Linked DNA regions of Mus musculus: all the other regions are linked to region 3. A link is a loop called in an ENCODE intact Hi-C map of the cell type or tissue named here. Cell type or tissue: heart. All regions are shown on one strand. Each heading gives the region's core, and the rest is flanking DNA. Links, peaks and the distances in the headings are about the cores only.

Region 1 (6,230 bases), core at 717-5,716, 110 kb after region 3:
GAGTTGCCATGGGCATGATGTCTCTTCAAAACAATAAAATTCTAACTAAGACACTCAACCAACAGACACCTTCTCAGTTATCAATTCATTTACTCAGGAAATGCTGACAATTGGAGTCTTTTAATTAATTATTCCCAATTTCAAAGCAAATGTAGCACACTCAGATGATAGGCAACCTATCTAGAAAAGCAAAGGGTGTTTCGTGGGCTCTTAAACTCACAGTCAGGAGTCTCTTCTCTTGGATGATTCTTCTGACCACCAGTAACACCAACTCTTTTCCTTTCCCCAGCTAGCGTAGTTTAAAGTATTTGAAAGTTTGTATCTCACTGCTCCTGTGGGATCACTCAAGTTACCTTAAGACACTCAAAGACCCAAAGCACACATAGCTGTCTTTTCAGGTACTCTGCAGAATCTTTTAACAATCTCGAGGACAGAAAATCAAATTGTATTTTTATTTTTAAGACAGAAAAGACGTTAATATTCTAAAGCTTTTGTTCCATGGGACAAATGCCATGAAGCTTATACTGTGAAAAAAAAAAGGAAGGCACAAGATCAAGCTCGATTCTTGACTGCACTGGTGTAGGTTTGGAGGGAATGGCAGGGTAGAGATCTAGGCTATGCTTCCCTATGTAAGTCCAGGGTTACCAAGCACTGGAACCAGTACCACACGACCATTAACAGAAGCCACACCAATGGATGGAGTCCCTCTCTACCACTAGCCAAAATCAGAAAAGAATAGTGCCCTAAATATCATCCATGCTATTTTTATTATTTATGGGGAGTGTATGTGGGGGATGTATGCATGCATTTGGGAGAGGGGTACACGTGCACCCATGTGGAAGCCAGAGCAGAGATTCTATGTTCATCCCCTATCACTATCGTATTACTTTGAGGCACGATCTCCCCCTGAGTCTGAAGCCTCCCCTCCCCCCAGCTAGGCTGGAAGTCTGTAACCTCCTGTCTCTACACCCCGCGGTGTTGGAGGTCACCACGGTCATACATGATTTGTCAAGTAGACATTGAAATCCAAACTCTGGCCCTCATGCTTGCCTAGCAAGGCCTTTTAATTCTCAAGCCATCTGTTCACCACCTTATCCGTGTTTCAACCACGTGTAAAGAAAGGAAGGGAGAACACAAGGAGGCTACAAGAAAACTGCATCTCAAGACATGACCTACAATGTCAGATGCTGTAGGAAGAACAGATTCTCCTCTACATTCAGGACAAGGAGGCAGCAGATGGCTTCAGCTAGTGGCGAGTCTATAAAGTGTCTTGGGTAGAAATTAAATCATGACTGAAGAGTGTCAGGGAAGGGACAGAATGGATACAACAAATGCTGTTACTTCCTTTACCAAGTTTGACTCTAACAAGGAAGCAAGGTCAAAGAATATAAAAGTGTATGGTGGGGGGAATGAAGGGGTTGTTTGGTTTAATTTTGTTTTTTTTTTTTTGGTGTGCAACATTTTTTATTTGGTTAATTTATTTATTTTGTTTTAATTTTTTTGTTCTTAATTTTTGGAGACAGAGAAATGGCATGAACTTGGCTGTGTAGAGAGGAAATGGACCTGGAAGGAGTTGGAAACAGGAAAAAATATACAGTCTAAGTATTTTGATAATATTTTAAAGTAAAGCAGAAGAATATTTAAAAGTAAATTAACAAAAAATGTTTTAAGTGATTGTTTTCTACACAAACTTATTTTTTTTTTTTTTTTTTTTTTTTTTTTTTTTTTTTTTTTTAGATCTCCCATGCTCATGGATTGGCAGGATCAACATTGTAAAAATGGCTATCTTGCCAAAAGCAATCTACAGATTCAATGCAATCCCCATCAAAATTCCAACTCAATTCTTCAACGAATTGGAAGGAGCAATTTGCAAATTTGTCTGGAATAACAAAAAACCTAGGATAGCAAAAAGTCTTCTCAAGGATAAAAGAACTTCTGGCGGAATCACCATGCCAGACCTAAAGCTTTACTACAGAGCAATTGTGATAAAAACTGCATGGTACTGGTATAGAGACAGACAAGTAGACCAATGGAATAGAATTGAAGATCCAGAAATGAACCCACACACCTATGGTCACTTGATCTTCGACAAGGGAGCTAAAACCATCCAGTGGAAGAAAGACAGCATTTTCAACAATTGGTGCTGGCACAACTGGTTGTTATCGTGTAGAAGAATGCGAATCGATCCATACTTATCTCCTTGTACTAAGGTTTAATTTTGAAGATTGGGAGTGGTTGCCCTGCCGCCGTCCCCCATCCCATGTACACTGAAGATGAAAAGGCAAAAGTTGGGCTGGAGAGTGCTCTTCCGAAGGTCCTGAGTTCAAATCCCAGCAACCATATGGTGGTTCACAACCATCCATAATGAGATCTGACTCCCTCTTCTGGAGTGTCTGAAGGCAGCTACAGTGTACTTACAAACAATAAATAAATAAATCTTAAATAAGTAAATAAATAAATAAAATAATAATTAATAAAAGAAAAGAAAAGGCAAAAGTTGCAGGAAATGGAAGAAATCAAGTGGCAAACAAAAGCACCAACAAGAACTCAGAACCAAAAAATGAAATAAAAGTACAGGGACATGACTAATCCAAAAGTAGGGAGAAGACTTGTATTATAGCTATAAGGGAGAAAGAAATCAGAGGGAAGAGGAGTGGTGGCCAGGGCTAAGAGGCCAAGAGACCAGTGTAGCCAAAATGGAACTTTGCAGAGAAGAGGCCATCTACTGAATATGAGGGGAGGTGTGTTTTGCCCAGAATTTGAGGCCTCATACAAAGGTCTGCACATAGGTGTTGAGAACAGGAGGTAATTGATAGTCTGGCTAATGAGTGGTTGAGATGATAAGCAATTGTGTCCAAACTGAACAGAGAAGGAAGTCAAGACCAGGGGAACCTGGCAGAGGTACCACCACAAAGGGTCCCTGAGGGATTCCTCAGGGTACTTAGCCATGCAGGCAGCTTCACACTCAAGAGACAACTTTGTTGTCTTTGAGTCTTAGGCACCCCCTGGTGGCGGCTCTGAGAACTAGTTGGTCCAATCCTCTCTCCAGACACACACTCTGTGTTCACTGTCCGTTATTAATTTCTCTTTAGATCATCCATCTCCTTCTCATTCGGTCTTTTAACTTGAGGTCTCTCCTCTCTTTTTTTGTTGCCCAGCTACCCCAGCTCTCTCTCTGTCTCTCTCTCTATCTCTCTCTCTCTCCCTCTCTCTCTCTCTCGCGCGCGCAATCCTTTACAAAACCAGTCTCAACCGTAATAAGCATGGAGAGTCATAGAACACACAGCTTGCAGGGAAGAAGGGCAAGGAAGCATCTCAGAGTTACAGGAAAGAGGCCCGCATTGTGAATGACTTACAAACTAATTTTGCAATTGTAACAAAACTAACATTTTAATTTCTAACCTTAGAAGCATTTTGCTATTAATTTTTTTTATTGCAAAGTATGTGATTTCTGCCTCCACATAGATTGAGTAGCCTTTTGAAGAAGTGGACTAGAGGTGTTTATGATATTGTCCAAGAGGACTTTTGGGCTACAACCTGTTTGCCTGCTAAGGGTATGGGACAATCCTGATGCTTGTCTAGAGTTCCTTAAAGGTCACAATAAGCATCCGAGGAATAATTCTTCATAGGTCAGAAAGAATGGCAAATGTCTCACAAGGTCAACCGCCATCTTTTGGCTCCCACTTCCTCTTGCAAACCAGGCTATTTTGGGATTTTTTTTCCCATTCCCCGTGCTCTAGTCCTTCCCAACCCTGACATTATTTGTATCGCTTCAGTGGCATTTTTTTTTTTAACTCAGGAAAACTTAAAAGTTCCAAGACTTCAGAACAGCCTTATTATTTGATATTGTGCATCTTGTCTGGGAAAAACTCCAAACACCGATTTGCCATTTTAAGCCATCCCTTTGCAATTCCCACTATCGTCAGCAACAGCCCTATATTATTGGCTTATTATTGATTCTCCCCCCACCTCCTTTCCCTTTACATAAGTCAACTAGAACATTCTAATCTCTTCTCTCATTAAGTTTTCTTGGTCCTCCCATTTGCTGAAGCCCAGTATTGTTTTAGCTTTTTGATTTTCAGAGAAAACACTTGCCTGCATAAATCACACTTGGCTCATTATCAAACCCAACATCTTGTCACTCCAAATTGTGACTCTTCACACTCTTGCTTCTTCACCCTTAAGTCACCCCATGGCCACACCGAGATCTCCTTGGTCCCTCCCTCTCAGCCCCCTCGCCATTTCCCCACAGCTTCTGTCCCAAGGCCCTGCTGCAGATCCAGTCAGCTCTCCCAGCACACTTGCTCTCCTGCCAGCCAAGCTCCTTGCTACCCTCCGTCTCCATGGTGAATCACACGCTCTTGTCTTGGGAGGGCAGGACACACCTCCCAGGCGAGGGTACCCAAGCACTGCTTCCTTAACTCCCCCAACAGTGAAAGATGAGCCTCAGTGTCTTCACTTCACAAACGAAGAAACTGGATTTCCTAGAGGTTCAGGCTCCTAGCTCTGGAATCCAGGGACAGAAAGTGACCTGCACTGTAATGGGTAAATGAAGTCCTCAAATGGCAAAGACTCCTTGTTCAATCTGTTTAGCATCAAGGAGCAACCTCAAGCCCAATGGTTTTTGAGAGGTGAGACTTGTAAGAGAGACGAATAAATGCAAGCATCTTCCTTCGCAGTTTCTAATCTAGTTACGGCGTTATAGGGAACATGGCAGATACACGGTGGCAAATAAAGCCTTGATGTATTGGAGAGGAGGGCTTGGAAGGAAAGCAAGCCCGGCTGCTCTCTCACCCTGGCTAGCATTGCTTGGTCATAGGATGCTTCTTAATATAAAACTCCCTCTTGTCTGACACTTCCTTCTGGCCCATTCCGCCCCCCCCCCCAAATCAGAACAATACACTGTTAGGGGGAAAGGCGTTGCAATTCCTGGGCTCCTTTCCAATTCTACAGCACTATTTACTTTTCCTAACGACAGGATAATTATTGCTGGATATTACTCTGGGATTTTTCCATATGTCCTTTAGTTTGGTATGCAACAATCCAAAGCTGCCTTTGAGTGTTTCCTGTTCACCTCACTCTACCACTTTGCCTTTGGTTTCCACTTTTATGATGACCCAAAACTTCACTTGCCTAATCAATACTTCACTGGGCCATGGCTGCTGGTGACTTCTCCGCTTTGACAAAGACTCCTTGGAAACAGCCTTTGTCACTTGCAGCCGGCACATTTTAAGCAAGTTCTTGCTATGTTCATCACTTTGGCAAGCAAGGACAAGTTCAAGGAAATTAGAGGCCAAACTTGACAGAGCATTGGGTACAGCTGCTGGCCCAGCTGTGCGGTGATTCTCAACGGGTCCATTACCTCTCGAACACAGCGACTCAGCACAGCTTCCCAAGTCCAGCACTCCTGTCCGCCTAATATATTTGGTAACAGCCATTATTTCAGAAATGAATGCATCCGTGTATTTATAGCAAATCACATGCCTCCTCTATCAACAATTAAAGAGATTAGGATTCTGCAGCTATGTTTCTCTAATTAGGACAAGATGGAAGATGTCGTCCATAGAATGCTGCAGTTTGGCCAAGGTTTCTTTCCTAACAAGAGTGCCATGCTTCATTTCAGCAGTCGGACATCCGGCTTCCTAGAGCCTCCTTCTTCCCTCGCTTGTGCGCGGGACTCTCTTCTCCCTCTGTCCCATGAAATTTTCAGGCAGGGGATCCCATTTCTGATTGGCCCTTCAAATTTCCCCTACTCCCTTCCAGCCAGCCACACGATGGGTTCAATGGGCTGTTTTAAGGCTTGTTTTGAAATGTCTTGTACACGGCATCACGGGGCCACTAATTTCAGTCGGTGACATTAGTTCCCCAGAGCCTTGGTGTATGTTACGTGCTCGCACTTAAACGGTCCTCCCCTCTGAACAAAAGCTTGATCTCAGTGTCTGGGCCATAAATTCCATCTCGCCTCTCTCCTGCTCTTGCATTATTTAAGCAATCTTCTCTGCGAGCTGGCTTGAGAATTTCCCTCACAGCAAGGATCTGCAGGCGCTGGAAGCTCTGCTCTAACGGGAATGTGGGCTCCGTGAGAGTCCCACCCATTCACGGTCTCGATAATAAAATATGATAATCTAATTTGGTAAAAATAAACTATGAAATCAGAGATTTGAGGCAAGAAACTTTAAAGATGCAATTCAGACTAGCAATCAATGTTCATTCAGCCATTCAGCCTTGCG
Region 2 (6,230 bases), core at 717-5,716, 98 kb after region 3:
GGCCACTGAGAGTAATAAGAATTGACAGCTGGCCATTAAGGAAGCGAAGACAAAGGAGCCAAGGAATCAGACTGGCTGCGAAGCGTGGCCCTGGCCCACACCTCTGTGGGCACGGCAGTATTTTTGTGCCTTACACGGCACGGTAACTGCTGCTTATGATAATGTTCCTGAGCTGAAAGGTAAGGTGCTCATTAGACTGTTTCGGGAAATGTCTCCATTCTTAGAAGATGCCTCTCCAAAGTTAGTTAAATAATAATCACTTGGCATTTAAAGAGGTGTTTAGCAACCCTGGCCAGAGAATGACTCATGCCATATACATTCTGGAGAAAAGCCAGCACAATTAACAGTGAATGTCCCCATCCCTGGGCTGTGGCCACGGGGAAAGCTCTTCATCCTTATCTCACTGAACCCCAGGAAGCATCCCAGGAGGCAGGGGAGCAGTGCCATGTCTGTAAGTCACAGGAGGCCGAGGAGCTAGCAGAGTCGCTGTCCGTTAAGTGTAAATGCCAAACAAAACTGGCCACCGTGTTCAGCCTGAACTGCACCAGGTTTTAACTGCTATGTTTCTAGCCTTTTCTCTCACATCCAACCACTGCAAACACTCGTTTCGCTTATTTAAAAGTTAGTTGAAGGCTATACCGATGGCTCGGTGGGCAAACCATTTGCCTTGCAAGCAGGAGGGCCTGAGTTTGATCCCCCGAACCCATATTCTCCATTGCTGGGGAAGAGTCAGGGTTTCTGGAGTTCACTGGCCAAATAGTCTCACCTAATTGGTGAGCTGCAAGCCATTGAGGGGGCTTGTCTCAAAGGATAACACCTGAAATTGTCTTCTGGCCTACACACACACACACACACACACACACACACACACACACACACACACACACATACACACACACACACACACACACACACACATACACACACACACACACACACACACATACACACACACACACACACACACACACACACAGACACCTACATATACATTGTGGTTATAGAGATGGCTCAGCAGTTAAGAGCACTGGATACACTTCCAGAGGACCCACGTTCAATTCTCAGTATTCACATGGTGGCTCATAAATGTCTGTAATTCCAGTTGCAGAGGATCCAGAACCCCCATTTGGTCTCTGCAGGTACCAGGCATACATGTGGTATATAGACACACGGGTGAGCAAAATACCCATACATGTAAAATGATAAAAATGTTTAAAAGAGTTGCTTGGAAGTCAAACTTTTTATTATTCATCTAACAGTCACTTGCTGAGCATCTTGTGGGGGGTCAGGTCCTGGACTGGGTACCATAGTATGGATACATAGATATGGAGATGAACAAAACAGAACTCTTGCCCAGAAGCAGGTAGCAGAGCAGAGTGAGAGACTGACACAGGGGCTGTCAATTATTATGTAGTGTTCAGGTAAGAACATAACTGCTGTCCAGGGAATGGCCATGTCAGGTCTGATCATTGCTGGCCTAAGACTGAAGCTAACAAGACTCTGAAAACTTGGTTTCACTGAGCACTGAGCTTGAAGGCCAAGAACGGAGTGTGCACAGTAGGGACTAGACCAGCATCTTATGCCTAATCATCTCTAATGATAACCAGGCCAGCCAACAAAGTGGGCACAGTACTCTCCCACTGCAACCTACACATAAGAGGTGGGCCCAGCCAGCTTCCTATGTGTATCTCCTCTACAGGCAATACAGGGATGTTTTCTGGAGAACTATGATGGGGGTACGGGGGGCTCTCTCATGCCTAATTATGTAAACAGACCAACCACTACCAAAATAAAAAGAGAAAACTTCCATTACGCCCACCTGTGGTTTCCTGAATGGAGTCTTTGGGAAGTAATTCTGGGTGCTTTTCCCAGAAAACCAAGTTGCAACTTTGCTATTTTTATATAAAGTTTAATGGACTTCATAAACAATCCATAAATTCATTCTTTTTATAAAAAAGTCAAAGGTCAGAAATATGCAGAATTTAAAAACACAGGGTCTCACTTCACCCCCTACGCCCTTCCCTCCTATTCCCAGGACAGACAGCTTAGAATATTTCACAACTCGGTTTGTTTATCCTCACGTCTACCTACATTCTCACACATCCATGGCTTTGGGCTCACTTTGCAGTGAATGAAATTATGCCATTAAGTCATATAATTTCCTGGTTGTGAATGAACTGTCTCAGAGATGGGCACATATTTATATATCTCTCACAGGGAGTTAAATAGCTTTATAGTTTTTCAGTTTGGGCAAAAATTATGATTTACACTGGTTGATGTTCATGGTTGTTCAATTGTTTGCTATTATAAATAACAAAGCAAAGGAGATGCTTTTTGTATTTTATGTGTATGGGTGTTTTGCCTGCTTTGCTACATCAGGTGCATGTGGTGCCCATGGAGGCCAGAAGAGGGCATTGGATTCTCCAGAACTGGAGTTGTGAGTGACTGTGTTGGTGCTAGGAACTGAGCCCAGGTCTTCTGGTAGAGCACATGGTACCCTTAAGCACTAAGCTACCTCTCCATCCCTGCAAAGAAAATTCTTGCTGGGCGTGGTGGCGCACACCTTTAATCCCAGCATTAGGGAGGCAGAGGCAGGTAGATTTCTGAGTTCGAAGCCAGCCTGGTCTACAAAGTGAGTTCCAGGACAGCCAGGGCTATACAGAGAAACCCTGTCTTGGAAAAAAAAAAAGAAGATTCTTATGTGCACATCTTTTTGATATGTGCAAGACTTAGAAATGGTTATGTAAATGGTGTATGCAAACAAGCTATAAAATCTGATTAACATTAGCACCCATACCTACAAATGCTAGGAATTCCAGCTTCCCTGGCATTGGGTATTTATCAGCGGTTTTCTCCAACATCTGTCTGAGGAGTGAAAAGCATATTTAGTTGTTTTTATGATGCCTAGTATTGATATTTATTTATTTTTGTTTCATTTTGAATTGTCATACACACACACACATACACACACACACACACAGTTTGCCCATTTCTATTGCTAATGGCCTTTCTTTTTTGGTTGATAAAATTAGATCGTCTCCCCATCCCCTTCACAGGGAACAGCCAAGATTTCTCACCCAGGCAATGCTTCTAAGTCGGTCCAGTCACCTAGATGTGCCTGCTGTTGTTCTCCAGCAGGCAACCAAGCCGAGTATATCCCAATGGCCTTGATGAGGCCTCTCTCTCTTTCCGGAGTCTTCTACCCAGAACTGCTAACCAACCCAGATGTCACCCTCGGGAATAATCACTCTGCCATCTGGAAAGGTGCCAATAAGCTCAGCAGCAACTTTTGTCTTTTCTAGAGATAAGTATGCCGGATGTGGGCCTCTTCCAACGATGCACATAGACTCCTCTGGAAACCTGGGGTGGATGCTCAAGTGTCTCGAGCTAAGATAGGAGATGCAGACACCAATGGGCTGCTCAACAACAACTTATCACCGTTTTGGGGGTAGGTGGGTGTCTTAGTCAGGGTTTCTATTCCTGCACAAAACATCATGACCAAGAAACAAGTTGGGGAGGAAAGGGTTTATTCAACTTACATTTCTACATTGCTGTTCATCACCTAAAAAAGTCAGGACTAGAACTCAAGCAGGTCAGGAAGCAGGAGCTGATGCAGAGGTCATGGAGGGATGTTACTTTCTGGCTTGCTTTCCCTGGCTTGCTCAGCTTGCTTTCTTATAGAAACCCAGGACTACCAGCCCAGGGATGGCACCACCCACAAGGGGCCTTTTCCCCTTGATCACTAATTGAGAAAATGCCCCACAGTTGGATCTCATGGAGGCATTTCCTCAACTGAAACTCCTTTCTCTGTGATAACTCCAGCTGTGTCAAGCTGACACAAAACCAGCCAGTACAGTGGGGGATACAGGAAAAACATGTCTGGAAGGAGAAGCTTGGATAGAAAAGGCCTAAGGGAAAATGATGGAGAGTTAACCACAGCATCACTTTGCCCATCTCTAGTCCTGTGTGAAAAACTACCCTTGAGCTTCATTTAATGCATGCAGCAGGTAGGTACAGTCAACCCACATGAAGTGCAGACTCTAAGGAAAGGACACTAACTTCAGTAATTTGTTCCAACAAATGGAAAGCTGACTCCTACAGCAAATTAGCAATGCTGGCTGAGTCACAAGAGGGTCACAGACTAAGTTTCATAGCAACTATTTGCCTCTATTCTTAGCAATCGTCTTAGAGAGAGAGAACACAACAGATTCGGGATCTATTCATATGGCAGACTGTTAGCATGTTCAGAATTACACAGCACCATCTTTCTCATCCATAGGGTAGTCACACCCTGTCCCCTTCCATCACAGAGAAGACAGAAGGTCTCCTGTGTGTAATGCTTTCCAGGGCTTTAGGAGCAGCAATGGAGAAAGGGCTTCAAATCTGCACATGGTTATGTTTTTCAGGTTATATAAGCTGCCAGGAAGAATGGAGACATCTTGAATTTGAAAGTTGGGCCTAAGGGTGTGAGGGGCTCCGGTTCCAGCAGGTGCCAGAGTCCATTGAAGGGGGAAGAACAAGGCTTGGGTGCAGCATGGAGCAATGCTGCATCAAGGTCTTGAACTAAACTCCAAACTTTTTTAAAGCACGGTGGCAACAAGGGAGTCTTGTATAAAGTGTCAGTTTTCTCTGAATGATTGTATGTCAGTGTAGAACAGGAAGAGGGGGGCAGCTGAAAGGCCAAAGGGAAACAGATTCGCATCACTTGTATTATCTATAAAATGCAGAGACTCAAGACCACCCTGAGGCCGTGCCAATGGGTGACAGGTGAGATGTTTTGGATCTCAAAGCATCCGTGGAAAGATCATCTTACATTTTAACCAGAGTCTTAGATGCATGGGTATACAGGGTAGCCATAACTCCTCTACTGAGGTTTAGATAGGAAACATGGAAATGTTTCCAGACAAGTTGAAAACAGGGAGCTGGGTCAGATAAAAATGTCCTTGTTGTTACAGTTGCTCCAGGGATGTTTCTCAAGAAGTAGTTTGTGATTCTCAAGACACAGCCTGGCATTTGGGGTGGGGGTAGGGTGTGTTTTGGAGTTGTTGTTTTGGTTTGGTCTTGGTTGTCGTTTGGTGCTAGGGGTAAAACACAGGGCTTCGCCCATAAGCACTTACTCTACTGCTTGGCAATGCCACCATGCCTTCCTTGGTTTCTATATGCACTTGCCTTGGATGGTCATTTGCCTCTTGAGCAAGGCTGTCATCTCAAAATACTACTTTAACTCCCTCTTGGAATTGCCTTTGACTGGAAGCAGAGTAGACACATTTGTCAAAATGTAGAGATGCCTTTTAGTGAGGTCTAGGGAATGGAGGTCTTATTTCCAGTCACAGCTGAAAACCTCTGATAAAGTGGGTCAGAGGTGAGCACAGATAGTCCAGACTTCGTGCCTTGACATCCATTATTCTCCTTCTGACACTGGTCCCAGCAAGGCTATTCTTAGAGTTCTCAAAATGAAATTTCCCATGACTGCCACATTTCACTTCAGTCAGCGACCTCACCAGCAGATAGCACGGCACTGCCAAGAGCCACTGTACCCCAGAAATCAGCCTTACAAGTGTAAGGCAAGCTATTCCACACGCTCTCCTTTGAAGGGCACTGAGTCCATTTTGATTCATCTGAGCAAGAAAGCTTCCTGCCTCTAGTTCGTGCAGGGTGAGCAGAGTTCCAGGCAGGGCCAGCAACTCTGTTAAGGACAGAGTCCCAGAGGAAGAAGGAATGTCTCCCGTTTCCCTAGAAAAATATCTCTGCATTTGAAGCCGTGGGCACTGGAAATGCTACACTGAAGCAGGTTATCTAAGTAACCTGTGATGCTGACTCTTTTGTCAGTTCTAGAAGTACACCAAACTGTAGAACCGTATTCAAGGTACAAGAACTCTTTTCAACACATTTCAAAAGTTTCAATCAAAGCCGCAGTCTCCTGGGTGCTCATGCTGCAAAGCACAACACACAGTCTGTCCTCAGCTGGCTGGCTCTGCAAAGACTTGCTTCTGAGCTTACATCTCAAGCCACAGGCAGGAGAGGTTATAAAGTTGCATCAGGGATAGGAAACGGACATGAAGATACGCAACCTCACCAGCCATATCTGTGCACACAGCATACACTTCTGCTGCTATTCATCAATGGAGAGTAATCTACTGCAGTTTAAAGAAACTATGACCACTGATAATTAATTAGGAGGACTTCAGTGTGTTGTTACCCAAACCACAACCCCAAACCTGTGCTTCATC
Region 3 (6,230 bases), core at 480-5,479:
TCCAGAACTGTAGGACAATCAGGTGCCACTGTCTGAGCATTTGTTCTGTTAGAGCAGCTGGCAGTAAGCCAATCCAGGTGGCATTCAGTTCACTGTGGAATGAAACTCCACAACCACAGAGAGAGAGAGCACCATTTATTCTTGATGTGGGCAGCTTCAAATGTGCTACGGGGAGAGACTGGTTTTAGATGGTGGCCTAACGGATACTTTTGTGTGTGCCGGGAGAACTGAAAGTCATGAAAGCAGATATCTAGGAAAGGCCCATGTGCTTGAATGAAGCTCCATTGCAGTGAGGGAAAGACCGCTCTCTGCACACACACACATCTGGGGATGCTCTTTAAAACTGGATGCTTACGGCACCCTCTAGGGTTGCCTTGGCAGTGTAGACTGGGAGTCAAAGCGGATTTCTCTCTCACATCTCTACCCGTGGATTCAGTGGAGCTACAGATCCCTTCTTACCTGTTGCTTCATTCAACGATGGCTCAAGGCGTATTGTTTCTAGAAAATGCTCTAAAATCTTTTCAGGTGTTCCTGACATCACAGTATACCTGGACAAGAAGAAAAAAAAAAAAAAAAAAAAAAAAAAAAGACCATTAGTTTCTTACAAAAGCGAGTAATGCATTAGGAGAAACAAATTACCGATGTAGATATTTTTTGAAAAACAAGATCCTGGGCAAACATACGGACTACTTGTGACTAGTAACTTCCCTGTAGTGAGGAAGACCACGTACCTCGCCTAAGCACACAAGAAGGCTGTAGAAAAACAGTCAGTAGATGCAGTTACTAGAAATGTTCTCCGCCCTCCCCCTACCTAGAACTAAAGATGCAGCTGAGAAAGCAGCTCCCATAGCTGCGACTGAGACAAGTCAGGGAGATGAACCTGAGGCAGCACAGGGCAGGGAGGGGAGCGAGGGAGGACAGGACAGTGGACACAGAAATGTCAGTGTCACACTGGATTTTCATGCTGATTTCTGGAACGCTCCTCCTTTCCACCTCCGCACTGCTACGCGCTTTGGAAATCCTCTAATAATAATAAAGCAAAGGAAACCAAAAGGCCCAAGTACCAGTGAGCAAACAAACCCGGGGGGCATCACGGACAGGAATTAGATCAGAAGCAGAAACCTGGATGCAAATTACTCAATATCAATTACGAATTATTTTAGGGGGCTGCGTTAGTCATTATTTTGAGGGATCTATTCGGGGTGCCCTCCAACCCTCCAATCAACAAGAGCAAGTTGATTTTGAGATTGAACGTGAGTTAAAGTCGGAATGCAGACAGTGTAAGCGCTTGCTGTAGATGGGCAGAACACATGAAGATCGTGTAGGTATCCCCAGTAGCACCCAGACCCTGCCTTCCTGCTTGGCGGGATGATGGGAAGGGAATATAACAATGCAAAGAGCATTCTCTCGTGTTCAGGAAGCAGAGACAGGATGGAGCTCGGAGCAAACCCAGCTTCCTTAGCCCCTTCACCTCTGTGCCTTTCTTGCCTGCTCGAGGCTGTGGAGGAGGTGCATAGAGATGGCAAGAGCCCCTCATCAGCATCAGCGGGTCTTACCTCCTGCCTGAGGGATGGACGAGAAGTGATAGCAGACGATCCTGAGGACATGGGGACAGAGCAAGTGTGGCAGCCCTGGAGGTTGAACTCCGGGCCGTATGAGCGCTAGGCAAGTGCTCTCCTACGGAGGCACAGCTCGAATATATGAACAGGACTCTCTACATGAGGAGGAGCGTATGGCCAGATAAATCGGGAAGCGGAGTGGGGAGAGTATTCTACACCTTTCTGGTGTTTACTATGTCCCCAACAATGAGGTGGGTGCGGAATGAGGCTCCTTGTTTACTTGCTCCTGCTAGTTAATACCACCTCTACACTGCAGGTGGAGAAACTGGCAAACACTAGAGAATGCGACTGTGCGGCTGATTTTTGTTTGTTTGATGTTTGTTTTTGTTTGCCTATGCAGCAAGATGCTCTATGTGTAGAAGGGACCAGGTCTGGCTGTCAACAGCCCATTTTGAACAGGAAATTCACTGTGTAATTAAAAGTCTTCCTCTTCAAGGAGGCTTTCGAAAGCAGTTTTTATTTGAATAAGGGTATAAATGCACTCCTTAACTGACCCCTGAATGAGCCTGTTACTTCACGTGTTGTCTGGATAGCGAGATCCACGGGCTACGCGTCGGATTGTCAGAACTTCCATTCTGAAGCACTTTGTTTATTCTCTGGCTCTCCTTGTTTGGACTTCCCTTAGGTAGGGTGTTCCGCCTGATCACGTAGACAAAAGACCCACGGGCAAGCCACACAAGCTGTCACCTCAACAGAGAGCAAGTGTCTTCTTTCAGGCTTTGCCTGGCTGGCCAGTCACACCCCACAAGATCTTTCTTTGGTCCCTGACGCCCTCTAGTGGTTCAGCTCTGTGCTTTCCTTACCCAGCCTATATTTGCCACAGAACTCAGGAGTGGGGGCAGGGGACTGAAGAGGAAAAGAGGGCTTAGAAACCTCTGGATGGCCCCAGTTTTGCCCAAAACACCAGATTCTGGCTTTACATCATACCAGAAACAGGCAGGTGTCTACGACCTGAGCCCTTGCTCTATAGGGGTTAAGAGCGATTGAGACCAGATGGCACAACCTTTGTCAGTTTATGGCAAGCAGAAGCTACTCCCGTTCTGATCAAAAACTCACCCCAGTTGGCTACATTGTATCAGTCAGCAGGTTGTTTTAAACTTGTGAGAGAAAATTTTTTCCCTAATACCAAGTCTGCATTTAGAACAACCAAAGCAAGGGCCAGGGGTGGAGGAACTTTTTTGCTGCTCTTCCTGTGAACAAGCTGGGGACTGTTGAGCAGGAAAACTAGTCTAAAGAAAAGGGCATGGCCCCAACATGAACAGGACAATCGTCTCAAATTACTGAATTCTCACAACCCAGGGACCAAGACATCCCCCAAAGTGGGTATCATGGTAACTGCATCATCCAGACCACTGACTTAATATCAGCATCCATGAAGCATCCACTGTTCAGTGGCTTGGGCAGAGTCAGGCAGTTTTTCAAGCTTCAAGTGTATACATAAACTAACCTAGGTTTCTCGGGATGGGGCGGGGCATAAATCAGAAAAATAACATTATTGCCACCAATGTGATGATGTTCTCTGAGTTTAAAAAGAACAACTTCCACAGAGACAGATACCCTCAACTGTGTGTCTGCAGACACGGTTGTTGATATGTTGTTAAGGTTGATGAGAACATCAGCCATAAAATTTACTCCCAGGCTCTCCTTTTATTTCCAGTCAGTCTGGGGAAGTAACCTCTTAGGAGAGAGAAGCTTTGCGTTCTTTTGGAAGATGACTTTGTGGTGTATTCTTTTGTACCCAGTGCACGATACAAATAGCTTGCTACAAATGTTCACACGTGCATTATCTTTAAATTATGTAAGAAATTTGGACCGGATGGCAGGACACCAGTAGAAAACCGGTACAGTATTAAAATAAAAGTCAGACACACAGTCTCTTCTATCACCTTTGGTTTGAGTTTTCATTCCACTGAATTCATAAAGGGGAAGGCACCTCGAACTGAAGACTTACAGATAGCACCTCATATTTACTGATAGTAACTGTGACATAAATAGTAGCCATTCTGTATTGTGTAAGGAATTCCCACGGGCGTGAGACAGATGGATATGTCCTGATGCAAGCCCCCACTCTGCGTATTTTGTCACCCATGCAGCACACTACTCTCGTTTGATAAGAGAATCTAGGAAGAATGGGGACCAGAGGTGTGGAAGGCGGCCAAGTTGAACTTCCCTTTAAGGTAGTGGTTCTCAACCTATGAGTCATAACCTCTTCAGGGTGGGGGAATGTGGGTTGTCAGCTCCTTCAGAGGGGTCAGATATCAGATATTTACATTCAGATTCATGACAGTAGCAATATTATAGTTATGAAGTAGCAACAAAAATAATTTTACAGTTGGAGGTCACCACAACATGCGGAACTGTACTGAAGGGCTACAGTGTTAGGAAGGTTGAGAGTCATGGGTTTAAGGAGTCCTTGAGCAAGCGAAATGCCTCCATCCCTTAAACAGGGTTGTTGTAAGGATTAGAGACAATCTACAAAGCATACAGTGCTTATTTAATAATATGTTTCTTCCTGTCTTCTTCTCAAATATGTTGACTTACCCAGATGAAAACATCGGAGTCATAGGCTTTTAGTGGAAACAATAGGAACTCATCAGTTTGGGTGAGCGCGCTGATAAAGGGAACCCCACTGTACTTGCCAACAAAGGGAAATGCTCCCTCAACATATTATTTGGTGATGTTTCCTTAGTAAACAAACATTCATCTGCTTTTCTTATACACAGATTGGAAATGAATCCCCACTTAAAAAAACAGCAAGCCCCGATCTCCTAGAGGCTCACTGCTAAGTCTCTTGTCTCACCACACAAATGTTGGTACATTTTGTGCAACAGTCTTAGGAAGGGAGTTACAGCAAACGCTGAAACGGAGCCCGGGTGCTCCGGAAACGACCCCAGTTAAACAAACAGGAAGCTCCAGAAATGTGAAGTGAGACTTCCATTTGACACTGGCAAGAATGGGTGGCCAGGAGTTCAATGCGACGACATGTTTTCTACTCAAAATCAGGGTCTCATCCGTGTCCTCAGTCACTCTGAGAGCAAAGGGAAAACACTTTATCTGAAACTTCCCCAGGGCATTCAAATACCACAGCGTCTCATCACTGGGGCCTGCGCCCTGCACTGCCTGGCATTGTTCTCTTGGGGATCTTCTCTTTGAGGCTGTTAAGGCTGAACAGTATAGAGGGAGAGGCTTTGGAGCAGGACAATACTCTCAGAGTATGTCTCTACCCAGCACCAAGCTCCATGTAGTGCCAGAAATGGATACATTATACGCCACAAGATGTGTGATTAGTCAATAGAGAGAGAGAAAAAAAGTCACCCACACTCCGTCTTCCACAAAAAGGAGAACATGCTATTGTAGAAACGATGCCATGTGAAAAGGTTAATCATAGTCTGGCAATTACAGTGTTGGATGCAAACATACTTTTGCTGAGGCTGTGAGTTTCCTTGATTAGCAGCTCTGTTCCCTGCTGGGACCTTCTCCAGTACCAAGACATCTTGGTCATGTTCTTTAAGTCTGACTGTATTCGCCTCAACGTCCTGCAAACACAAATTATACCACATACAGATGCTGCCGTTCACTCAGACAATGACAGAAATTTCCAAGGCTTCAGAAACTCATTTGGTGCTTGTGATGTTAATTGTCGCGTCTACAAATTAAGCCATTTTCAAAGTCAAGGGCTGGAACGGTCAGAGGGAGGACCAGATGAGGTTTGAAGCATGTGCTTTTAAAAACTGCTTTTACCATAGTCTCAGGAAAAACTCCAGAGGAGTTCTGGTGTGCTGTTGATGCTCTGTGAAATCTCTGGGGGAAGGGCATGGAGTAGAGAATTGGGGTGGGGGTGGGGCAGAGGCATTTATTCTTTCTAAAAATATGTGACAAACAGTACTCTGCTTCAGCAGAGTCCTTTTCTCTTATATGATCCGTAGGAGTGGCAACTCTGTCTAATTAAGCAACTGTTTTGTTCCGACTTGGACATGTGCGGGTCTATGCACATCCTTGTTTCTTTGTGTGCAGTCCTCTTGTGCAAGCATGCATGCAGAAGCCAGGAGCCTAGGCCTCACCCAATCTCCACCTTAGGTATTTTTAGAGTCTCTCAGTGAACCTGGAGCTCTCTGATTTGACTAGAATGGCTGGCCAGTGAGCCCCATGGGTCTACCTGACTCTGATGTCCCAGCACCAGGGTTACAGAGGCACCCCATGTGCTTGTTTTTGTTTTTTTTTTGTTTTTGTTTTTTTTGGGTTTTTGTTTTGTTTTGTTTTGTTTTTTTTAGGTGAGTTCCAAGAATCTGAACTCAAGTTCTCATGTTTTCATGGCAAACACTTCAGTGAGCCATCTCCCCAGCCCCAAGAACAGTTCTTTCAAAATCAAATGGAAATGTGATCCAAGCCTTTCTCAGTTAGGTTGAATGGCTTTATAAATTTCAGTGATAAAATGGTTCTAATATGACTCTTTCAAATGCTTTTTTTATTTTTGGCAACCCCATGGGTGTAAACTTTAGAGTTAGTCTGAAGTTTACCTTAAAATACTTTATATTATTTACTCTAAAAAATTTTTTTACTACTTTTTCTTAATATTTGGCTTCCATTTTAAATGAAACCAGGTAAGGATAA

The links. Hi-C counts contacts between places; a loop is a spot of excess contacts. Peaks named below come from ENCODE experiments on the same cell type or tissue, not always from the same donor. Only the 100,000 strongest peaks of a DNase experiment are listed, where the experiment ranks them.
Region 1: it touches region 3 in a loop (2.6-fold over the local background); 8 of 42 quality-filtered maps call a loop at or near these places.
Region 2: it touches region 3 in a loop (2.2-fold over the local background); 8 of 42 quality-filtered maps call a loop at or near these places.

The regions. Positions count from the first base shown.
Region 1 is chr2:72,093,304-72,099,533 of GRCm38, reverse strand. All of the region lies in intron 4 of Rapgef4 (Rap guanine nucleotide exchange factor (GEF) 4), which reads right to left. Among named protein-coding and RNA genes, the nearest start is that of Gm29940, 42 kb to the right of the region's middle. In heart, for the core only: a CTCF peak has its summit at 3,017 (motif pointing left); a DNase peak (open chromatin) is centred at 3,003.
Region 2 is chr2:72,101,844-72,108,073 of GRCm38, reverse strand. The region is part of intron 4 of Rapgef4 (Rap guanine nucleotide exchange factor (GEF) 4); the gene reads right to left. Among named protein-coding and RNA genes, the nearest start is that of Gm29940, 50 kb to the right of the region's middle. In heart, for the core only: no CTCF peak of the experiment used is centred there; a DNase peak (open chromatin) is centred at 3,313; H3K27ac peaks cover 1,198 bases.
Region 3 is chr2:72,199,973-72,206,202 of GRCm38, reverse strand. It overlaps Rapgef4 (Rap guanine nucleotide exchange factor (GEF) 4), which reads right to left. Exons shown (of 31, transcript NM_001204165.1): 15 at 5,040-5,155; 16 at 460-548. Among named protein-coding and RNA genes, the nearest start is that of Map3k20, 83 kb to the left of the region's middle. In heart, for the core only: a CTCF peak has its summit at 2,408 (motif pointing left); a DNase peak (open chromatin) is centred at 2,392; H3K4me3 peaks cover 532 bases; H3K27ac peaks cover 2,372 bases.